Regions from separate parts of the Homo sapiens genome. Here region 1 is linked to region 2. Evidence: read pairs that join two places in POLR2A ChIA-PET (ENCODE). Cell type or tissue: MCF 10A. All regions are shown on one strand. Each heading gives the region's core, and the rest is flanking DNA. Links, peaks and the distances in the headings are about the cores only. Region 1 overlaps ITSN1 (intersectin 1). Region 2 overlaps ITSN1 (intersectin 1).

The links. ChIA-PET counts read pairs that join two places held together with the same protein. Peaks named below come from ENCODE experiments on the same cell type or tissue, not always from the same donor. Only the 100,000 strongest peaks of a DNase experiment are listed, where the experiment ranks them.
Region 1: POLR2A ChIA-PET joins it to region 2 with 5 read pairs; 3 of 35 experiments call an interaction of 5 or more read pairs at or near these places.

What each region holds. Positions count from the first base shown.
Region 1 is chr21:33,840,596-33,845,969 of GRCh38, forward strand. The region is part of intron 29 of ITSN1 (intersectin 1); the gene reads left to right. Among named protein-coding and RNA genes, the nearest start is that of ATP5PO, 73 kb to the right of the region's middle. In MCF 10A, for the core only: no CTCF peak of the experiment used is centred there; no DNase peak of the experiment used is centred there.
Region 2 is chr21:33,652,723-33,658,096 of GRCh38, forward strand. The region is part of intron 1 of ITSN1 (intersectin 1); the gene reads left to right. Among named protein-coding and RNA genes, the nearest start is that of ITSN1, 13 kb to the left of the region's middle. RefSeq lists an enhancer at 4,049-4,548. In MCF 10A, for the core only: no CTCF peak of the experiment used is centred there; DNase peaks (open chromatin) are centred at 3,069 and 3,389.

The sequences.
Region 1 (5,374 bases), core at 180-5,179, 190 kb after region 2:
AAGTGATCCACCCGCCTCAGCCTCCCAAAGCACTGGGATTACAGGTGTGAGCCACCGTGCCTGGCTTACTTTTTGTATTTTTAGTAGAGATGGGGTTTCACCATGTTGGCCAGGCTGGTCTTGAACTCCTGACTTCAGGTGATCCACCCACCTCGGCCTCCCAAAGTGCTGAGATTACAGGCGTGAGCCACTGTGCCCAGTCTGTTTTGTTTTGTTTTTTAAACTGATTATTAAATCATTTAATTTCATATTGGTCTGTGTAAATATATTTGCAAGTGAACTTTGGGTACAGTTTTGCTCCAGTAGCATTAGACAAGATGAGTCCAAATGAGATTGTCTTCATTGTGCACTTACGAATCACTCTCCTCTGGCCGGCTGCCTCTCCACACTGCAGAGCAGGCCTGCAGAGTTGGGGAGCCATGGTGGTTGAGTTCCCCAAGTGGCCCAGGCCTCAGACTGCCTCTGCATAAAAGGGTGTCTGGGAGAAGCCGATCTAAAGCAGTAACTCGGCCCTATGTTAAGTCACAAAATATCTAACCATTACATGCATGGTAGAAACTGGTATCTTCCCTGTTTCTGGAAAGGAATCTGGGCAGACCCAGGCCGCAAATAGTAACGATTGGGTTATCTATGCTTTCAGCGATGCCATCAGAAGAAATAGTAACACTAGCTTAGGAAAACCCTCTAAATATTAGGTTTAACCATATGAAATTGTCAATTCTTACCTATAAAAACAGCAATCTATAATTCAACCTAGTACAATATATCATCACCTGGCACATGGTAGGTTAGGTTAAAAAAAAATGCCTATTGAATGAGTGAATGAAATCAACCGGTGACTATAGAAAACACCAGTCTCAGCTTTTGACACAGACCACATCACCCTCAGAGAGGAGACCATGCTGTCTCTCCAGTTTCCTTTTCCTTTAGATGTGAGCTTCCCAAAAACAACAGTGGCCTTGGAAGGGGCTGCTCCTGGAGTCTCTTGCTCATTTGGTCTAAGAAGGAGGCTGAGGACCAGGGACCGTTGTCTGAGCCAAGTCTCCACTCCAGCACAGGGCGGGGGCAACACCCCACCCAGGTAACAGTTGGGCAACGGGCACAGCAAATCGCAGTCCTGCTTCATTAATCCTATTCATTCTCTTTAGTTCCAAAAATACCCAAGAGAATTTTTATGGAAATGACATTGGATGCCAATGGTCCCAAAAATGCAAGGAAAAATAGCTCCTTCTTTGAAATGTCTGGTATTCGGGGTCTGGTAGGATAGGGAGACGTAGTGAAGTCCAAGATCACAGTAGCCTTAATGTGAATGTTCCGCTTCAGCCAGAGTTCTCTTGGGCACTTTTTTTTTTTTTTTTTTGAGACGGTTCACCCAGGTTGGAGTACAGTGGTGCAATCTCGGCTCACTGCAAGCTCTGCCTCAGCCTCCCCAGTAGCTGGGACTACAGGTGCCCGCCACCATGCCTCGCTAATTTTTTTGTACTAGAGATGGGGTTTCACTGTGTTAGCCAGGATGGTCTCGATCTCCTGACCTTGTGATCCGCCTGCCTCGGCCTCCCAAAGTGCTGGGATTACAGGCGTGAGCCACCGCGCCCGGCCACTCTTGGGCACTTCTTTACGAAAACCCCACATAGGAAAAACCAGGCTTCCAGAGTGTCTCCTGACGTCTAGTTAGCTATTCCATTTCAGAGGGCTCCATAGCCTCTCAGGAAGAATCTATTCTTTAAATTAAAAGCTCCCCAGGCATTTTTAAGTTGTATGACCTGATTCTCAAAAATGTTTCATTTATAAAAAATGAGCATCAGCTATAAGATATATATAGTGTCCGTGCAACTTAATGTTGGGCATACCACCTCTTAGAAGCTACCAGCTACCATGCTGTTGTTTTATGATGTCAACGGTGTGTGTGTGTGTGTGTGTGTGTGTGTGTGTGTGACAGGCAGTGAGCAGCAACTTTCAGGTGACTTAACTGCCTACATCTGTAGCTTGGTGACAGTAGGTCAAACGGTGAGTTCAGGGTACAGCCAGAAGGCAGATAAATACCGCTGTATAGAAGATTCTGGCAGAGGCTGACAGCTGCTATTTCCACATCTGCTTGGCACGTCGCTTCTGAGTGATGTTGCAAGCCTCAAAAGAGATGTTCCTTATTTTGACTCAGACTATCATGTCTTTAAAAGCTGAACAGTTCCTTCTCTTGATGCCGTTTCTCTGAACTCTGACCCAGGAGAGGGGAGAACACTTTTGATCTGCCAGTTTTCATCAAGGACGCTGTTTCCCTCAGTGAGAGGATGAAACCCCTGACGCCCCTGCTTTCCCCTCCCATTTCCTATGCTGTCCTGTCCCCTTCTGATACCTGTCCCCACACACTCATGCACGCTGATCCACTGCGTTGCTTCCCAGGCCCCACCCAGAAAGTGAGGAAAGGCCTGGGCTGCGGTGGAGCGCAGGATGTTCTCTGCGGATTATTCAGTGAAGTCGAGATCTTAGAGAACATTGAGCATAAGGCCTGCACCTATACAGCTGAGGGCACTGAGGGTCTCGGGAAACACAGTGATGTTCTCAAGTCAGCTTTTCAAATTCCGACAAGTCCTCGTTCTAGGCGTACCATTTGATGCACAGATCTATGGACATGTGTGTCCATAATAGCCCCAGAGCTCCTGCCTCCACAGAACTGGTGGCTGCATCTTTGGAAAGATCGGGAAGGGGCCCCTCTTGCCTCATGTGATTTCCTCACTGGTGGGGTTACCATGGGAGTTTGGAGCCATTGGTAAGGATTCCAACACATTTTCAACGCACAAGCTTCATGCTGACCCGCCCCAGCCCTTTGTCCTTCTCTCCTCCACTGGGCGAGTTTGCCAGGCGCTCAGGCTTACTTAAGACACCCTCAGTCTGAGCCAAATGTAAGAACATGTGCTGCTGTAGCTTCCCAATTTTCATTCCTGGCCTCCAGAAAAACATGGTGCTGTATATAACAACACGGCTTCTCTGCAAGTTCAGCCTAATATTTTACTCCATTTCTCTCATCATTTTGGAACATTCTATTTCCCTGTAGACCACCTGCCTATAGGAAGATAGTGATTCAGACGGAGCATCCACATAACTGCATCTGGGGACCTTATAGAGGCTAAGGAGCAATCCAGGATGGTGGCTCAGAGCACGGGTTCAAATCCCAGCTCTGCTACTTACTAGTGGTGTGATCTTGGGCAAGTTATGTAACCTCTTTGTGCTTCAGTTTCCTCATTTACATATGGAGAGATAATGATGACATCTAGCAGAAAATAAGCAGAGAATAATAGCTTTGTTGCTGTTGTTTTTATTGGAGAGAAAAGGCATTTGTGCCTGGTCAGTGAGCATCATGGAATCCAATCAAGTGCCTTCTTTCATTAAACCAAAACAGCAGGTAGGTTGTGTGCATTTTTAAGACCTTTTAGAAAGTATGCTTTTATAGATTAGGAATTTCAGAGAGAAAAGATTGGACAGCTTCCCTAAAAACTTTGAGCTATCTCATTGCAAGATTTGCCCTACCAATCCGTGCACGAACCCTGGCCCCCTTCCTGATAGCAGGAGGCCCACCGGTGGAAGCAAGCAGCTTTTTAAACGCCTTCGCTGCACTCCTGCAATGTGCAGAGACCTCTGGACCAAAGACCAGAGCCTACTCAGCAGACTCTTGGTTGATGTGGACAAGCTGCCTGTGTTTCACACGGTCGACGGTGGGGAGGCCACCAGGGAAAATGGAATGTGCAGGGCTTTTAAATGTCACGTCTGGACTGTGTTGGCAGGCCCATGCAGCGCTCCACAATAAACCTGTCACAAATGCATTGAGTCACTGGGTCCTTTATTTCTCATCACGGCATTCTGTGGCCTTGTGTTCTCTTGCCAGCAAAGAATGGAACGTTCAGCCCCCTAGACATGCCGGCTGCTGGATTTTTTAAGCAATCATCCAGCTTAGATAAGGGGCGTGGGCTGCTGGGGAATGCTGCCCCAAAGCGCTGTCTCCAGAGCAGCTGCCCCAGGCATGCTTAATTCCCTCCCTGCCCACTGTGTGCACCCCCAAGATGCCTCTCAATATCCAGACCTGCAGTTCCACTCTGTTTGTTAGGCCCCCCAGGAGAGCGAGCCTGCAGTCCGCCCCAGCAGAGGGGACCAGGCCAGGGATGCCTCTTTCCTCTCTGGAGTGTTACCTTGGAGTCCTGAGGCCCCGTGACAAGACCCCACACGGCCGAATCCTCAGTAACAGCCCTCCACTGACTTGGTATCCAGTGGGATTCCTCCCTCCATCCCATTCTCTAGGGGGCAGAAGCACATCTGCCCGTCCTGTCCGCCTCCCCTTCCATCCTGCATCCTGTCTTCTCCTCTCCCCGCCTCCTGCTGTGTGGCCCATGAGCCCAGGAGGGACCCAGTCTACTCTGTTTACCTCTCCCGCTGCCCACTGAGAGTCATGGCTGAGGTACATGGAACCGGCCTGGTCATAGGGCCGTGCTCAGCAGAACACAAGCAGAGGAGATGCCTAGAACTTTCAGGAGCAGGTGACAAGCAGCAGAGAAATGAGTGGGGGTTCCAGCTAGTGAAGGATGGGGTGGCACAGAGCATGACTGGGGGCCAGGGATCCAGCCGAGAGGATGGCCCGAGAAAGCTCTCTGAAGAGGGGGGATGGAGACCTGGCTGCGGGGGAGGCACGTCCAAAGATCAAGGGGGAGGAGCTTTCTCGGCCCAAGGGACAGCAAGTGCAAAGGCCAGGGCTGAAGGAGCTGCTCCTGCCCCTCACAGAAGGATGACTGAGTCTTCGACCTGGTCTCTCTGCACCCACTCTCTCCTTCCAGCTTCCCCCACGCTGCAGGCAGAGAGCTATTCTAAAAACATCACTTCTTATGCTTAAAATCATCCAGGGGATTCCCGGTCCTCCGAGATAAAAGACCCGAATCTACTTGGTCTGCAAACCCTGCCTGATCTGCCCCCTTCTCCAGCCCTCTAACCTTCCCTCTCCTCATTTATTCCTATTTGTGCTGAATTTTAGCACGGCTCAGTCGTCACCTCCTCGAGGAAGCCTTCCCTAACCCATGCATTCTTCTGTGCTTGCAGAGGGGAAACTGGGCTGACTGGTTACGGAGCTGCTCTACAGGAGCCTGCTCAGTGTTCTTTCTTCTGCCACCTTTGAGTCCCCGTCATGACCCGTCACGAAAGTCCAGGCTTTTGTTGCCCCCATGGCTTTCCAAATGGCCCTGTTGAAAACATCCCCTTTGACCCTCCAAACCACTTTATGGAAAGGTCCATTTTCATCATGGGAGTCCCTCCTCAGAGAGAGTCAGAACCCACATCTGGTGCCCACTGTGGCATCGTGGGCCCACGTCAGCAGGAAGGGATGGGGGTGCAGGCA
Region 2 (5,374 bases), core at 59-5,058:
TTTTCTGTATTACCAATGAGTGTGAATGATTATTAAATGCCTATTGGCCTTACACAAATTTATTTGGTAACCAACTTGTCTTGCTGGAACTCTAAGTTCCAGCAATGTTTTGGTCTTGCATTCAATGCTTCTCAGTCTTTGTGATTCCAGATAATATTAGTACTGTGTTAGTAGCAATAATTAGTACTAATTGTAGGCATCGTTCCCCAAAACTGAGGGCATCAGTATCTTTGGCACAACTATAATCCACTTAAAGTACTGTGACTGGGAAGTTCTTTTTTTTTTTTTTTTTGACAGAGTCGTGTTTTGTTGCCCAGGCTGGAGCGCAGTGGCACAGTCTTGGCTCACTGCAACCTCTGCCTCCCGGGTTCAAGTGATTCTCCTGCCTCAGCCTCCTGAGTAGCTGGGACTGCAGGCATGTGCCACCATGCCCAGCTAATTTTTATATTTTCAGTGGAGACGGGGTTTCGCCATGTTGGCCAGGCTGATCTCGAACTCCTCACTTCAGATGATCTGCCCTCCTCAGCCTCCCAAAGTGCTGGGATTACAGGCGTGAGCCACCGCACCCAGCCGTGATTGGGAAGTTCTGAGTTTAGTTAGCTGTTCAGTGAATGTTTGAGTACACGCTGTATATGCCTGGCATTGCTCTAGGTGAGTAGCCTTGAACCAAGATAGAATCTCAGCCCTCTAAGACTTCTATGCTTTTTTAAAAATTCTCGAGTTTTTCATACAGACCATCATGTTTATAAAGGACCATTTTCATTCCTAGAATTTATAATTTATTTTTAACTTGTATTTCTTTCTTTTTTTTCTTTTTTGAGACAGAGTCTCGCTCTGTTGCCCAGGCTGGAGTGCAGTGGCACGATCTCAGCTCACTGCAAGCTCCACCTCCCGGGATCATGCCATTCTCCTGCCTCAGCCTCCCGAGTAGCTGGGACTACAGGCATCAGCCACCACGCCCAGCTAATTTTTTGTATTTTTAGTAGAGACGGGGTTTCACCGTGTTAGCCAAGATGGCCTCGATCTCCTGACCTCGTGATCCGCCCGTCTCGGCCTCCCACAGTTCTGGAATTACAGGCGTGAGCCACTGCGCCCGGCCAATGTCTTTCTTTTTTTTGAGATGATGTCTTGTTATATCGCCCAGGATGGTCTTGAACTGCTGGGTTCCAGCAGTTCTCCTGTCGCAGCCTCCCAAAGTGCTGAGATTATAGGCATGAGCCACCATAACTTGTATTTGTTTATTGGCATGGAACTTCTAAAACAGTGATGAATGCTTGTTACCCTTTAATTCCTTCCTTCTTTCCTTCCTCTTTCTCTTTCTTTCTCTCTTTGTCTCTTCTTTCTCTCTTTTGTCTCACTCTGTCACCCAGGCTGAGTGCAGTGGCATGACCATGATTCACTGTATCCCCAACCTTCCAGGTTCAAGGAATCCTCCCACCTCAGCCTCCCAAGTAGCTTTGACTACAGCCACAGCCACGCACCACCACACCTGGCTAATTTTTTTTTTTTTTTTTTTGGAGAGACGATCTCGCTGTGTTGCCTAGGCTGGTCATGAACTTCTGGACTCAAGTGGACCTCTCGCCTCAGCCTCCCCAAGTGCTGGGCTTACGGGCATGAACCGCTGCACCTGGCCTTTGATTTTTTAAATTCACTTTAATTATCTTAAGTTCTGTTATACTCTAGACTCTTAGCAAGAGTCTAGAATCAACGTTAGTTATTAGTTCCGTATTTTGATTATGAGACAAGGTACAAAGCTGAGACTGTGTGATGAGAACCTTTGGAATGTATATCTGACCCAACACAGATCCCCTAAGTGCCCTTCAACCTACACATCCAATTTCTTCCTACCTCCTTCTCTACACAAAAGACATAATACATTGAACTCGGGTTGGGCACCTGACCAACCTGGCCCAATCAGTGTTCGTTTCTTCCCTGGAAATTTGAAACTAGGCTCAATAGAGAAGGATTTGGCCTTAATATGCTCAAGGACCCTAAGTAAAGGATTGGGAGTTATAAGCAGTTATGTTCTGCTGTCTGGGGACTAAGAAAGATGATTTATGGATGGGGAGAATAAAGTAACTGTCTAAAGAGAAGCAGAGAGAACACTACCTGACTCTCTGACAGCATTAAGCCACTCTCTTCCAGTCTGTTCTTGGTCCAGCTGCATTCTCGTTCTTGAGTTCTTAAGGTTACCTCCTTCCCCTTGATTTAGGTAGCTGGAGTTTCTGTTACTGTGAACTAAACATTCTTCTCATTCTTACCACAATATTCTTTTTATGATACTACCTTGTCTCTTTTTTTTTTTCACTATGTCTAGGGACGTTGTGAATTTGTTATTATTTTCTCCATATAATAACATCAACAGTTAAGGATAGCAAGAAACATGGAAGTACCAAAATTTAATCTAATTCAGGCAATCACAATTTGATTGGAAAGGCCATTTTACAAATGCGGACTCTGGCTCGGACCTGTTTTAAACCGGTGTAGATCTCTAGCTGAGGGAAAACAGGAAGGAAGAAATTTTGAAGTTACTTTTAAATGTTGCAGAATTTCAGTGGTGTCATTTCCTTTCACATCCATATAAAATGTTGACCTCCTGCAAAAACCAATACTAGGGACATTCACAGTGTACAGTATTATGTGCATCTGTATAGGGGGTGAGTCTGAATTCTGTTCAAGTGTGTAGCCACTGAAACAAGATTTTTTTTTTGTTTGAGGCAGAGTCTTACTCTGTCACCCAGGCTGGAGTGTGCAGCGGTGCAATCTTGGCTCACTGCAATCTCTACCTCCTGGGTTCAAACAATCCCCCCACCTCAGCCCCCAGAGTGGGTAGGATTACAGGCACCACCATGCCTGGCTAATTTTTTTTTTTTTTTTTTTTGGTATTTTTAGTAGAGATGGGGTTTCGCCATGTTGGCTAGGCTGGTCTTGAACGCCTGACCCAAAGTGATCTGCCTGCTTTGACCTCCCAAAGTGCTGGAATTACAGGCGTGAGCCACTGCGAAGGGCCTTGAAACAAGACTCTAAAGTGTACTGTCGAAATACCAAGAAGTTGAATCACAGAATAGTTTACCTGGGGCTGGGCTTAGTTCTTAGATTAGCTTTCTGTGTCGTGGTGATGTCATGTATCAGGAATCCTTAACTTAAAAAAAACTCAGTGATAAGTTTAAGTAGTCCACTATCTAAATGCAGTTGGGTGGGGAGGTGGAAAAAGTGATAGGGAGAGAAAAAAGAGGATTGTAGGAGAGAGAAGGAAGAAAAAGGAAGGTTGCTTTATTGCCACAGTTTTCTTTATTCATAATTGTATTTGTATGAGCTTTTTCATTTCCAAGTGGAAGAAGCACAGCATTGAAATGTAGTGACTCACATACCTGTCAAGTCCAAGGATTCTGATTGGCCTGGCATGATCGTGTGTCTGAACCCATCATATGACCAAGGGAAACGTGTACTCTCATTGGCTCTCCTGGGCCTTGGGTCTACCTTTTCCCCCAGTTGGTGAGACCAGTACCTAAACTCGTGGAATTAACAGAAAGCATTAAAGAGAAGTAGGATCTGTCAAGAGGAGAAAAAAACGCTAGGCAGGCAAAACAGATGGCCTTTACTCAGTGTATGATCAGTGTCATACAAATTAATAATTAATAATTGAAGTTACTTTTAAATGTTGTAGTATTTCAGTGGTGTCATTTCCTTTCACATACATATAAAATGTTGACCTCATGCAAAAACCAATACTACAGACATTCACAGTGTACAGTGTTGTGTGCATCTGTATAGGGGGTGAGTTTGAATTCTGTTCAAGTGTGTAGCCACTGAAACAAGCTTTTTTTTTGAGACGGAGTCTCACTCTGTCACCCAGGCTGGAGAGTGCAGTGGTGCAATCTTGGCTCACTGCAACCTCTACCTCCAGGGTTCAAACGGTCCCCCCACCTCAGCCCCCGGAGTAGGTAGATCAGGTCTGTGGCGTGCCACTTGTTTTATTTATTTATTTATTTGTTTATTTATTTATTTGGCAGAGTCTCACTCTATCGCCCAGGCTGGAGCGCAATCGTGCGATCTCGGCTCACTGCAACCTCCGCCTACCAGGTTCAAGCAATTCTCCTGCCTCAGCTTCCCAAGTAGATGGGATTACAGGCGCCTGCCACCACGCCTGGCTAATTTTTTGCATTTTTAGCATTTTTAGTAGAGACGGGGTTTTACCATGTTGGCCAGGCTGGTCACGAACTCCTGACCTCAGGTGATCCACCTGCCTCAGCCTCCCAAAGTGCTGGGATTACAGGCGTGAGCCACCATGTCCGGCCTTTTTTAATTTTTTTATTTTAATTTTTAGATTCAGAGGGTACATGCACAGGTTTGCTATGTAGGTTTATTGCATGATGCTGAGGTTTGGGCTTCTAATGAACCAGTTGCCCAAGTAGTGAACATAGCACCAGATAGGTAGGTTTTCAACCCCTGCCCCCGTTTTGGAATCCCCAGTGTTTATTGTTCTTAATTTTGTGTCAGTGTGTACCCAGTGTTTAGTTCCTACTTGTAAGTGAGAACATGCGGTATTTGGTTTTCTGCAGAAGCTTTCTTGACCTTCTCCTTTTATCTCTGATTGTCAGTTTCCTCTTAGTTTCATTTCTTTCCATAAGCAGCTGTGACCTCAGCATGGGTCATTTCAGCTATTTCCTTGCCCTGTTGCTCTGTTACATTTAGGACTTCCCAATTCCCTTTGAGGGCTTCTTATCCTTAAAATGTTGCTGTCGCCAGGGCTTTTCATACCCTCTTTTGACATTTCACTGGTCTTCCACGGCAGTCATTTTCACTGTATTTATCTGTCTGTACCTGGAGCGGTGTCTTTTTTTCTAACCCTGCATCGTGTAATGATGATGTTCTGATAGGTGATTTTGTCTTTGTGCAAACATCATAAAGTGTATGGTTGACCTTTGAACAAGGGAGGGATTAGGGGTGTTGGTCCCCAACACAGGCAAATCCACATATAAGCAGGGCTCCGTGGCCCTTGCCTGTAATCCCAGCACTTTGGGAGGCCAAAGTGAGAAGGTTGCTCGAGACCAGGAGTTTGAGACCATCCAAGCAACAAAGTGAGACTCCCATCTCTACAAAAATTTTAAAAATCAGCTGGGCATGGTGGTGTACTCTTGTAGTCCCAGCTACTAGGGAGGCTGAGGCAGGAGGATTGCTTGAGCCCAGGAATTTGAGGTTACAGTGACCTGTGGTTGTGCCAGTGCACTCCAGCCTGAGCGACAGAGCCAGATTCTGTTTTTAAAAAAAATCATATAACCTTTTTGACTCCCCCAAAACGTAACTACTAATGACCTATTGTTGACCAGAAGCCTTACTGATAACATAGTCCATGAACGCATACTTTGTATGC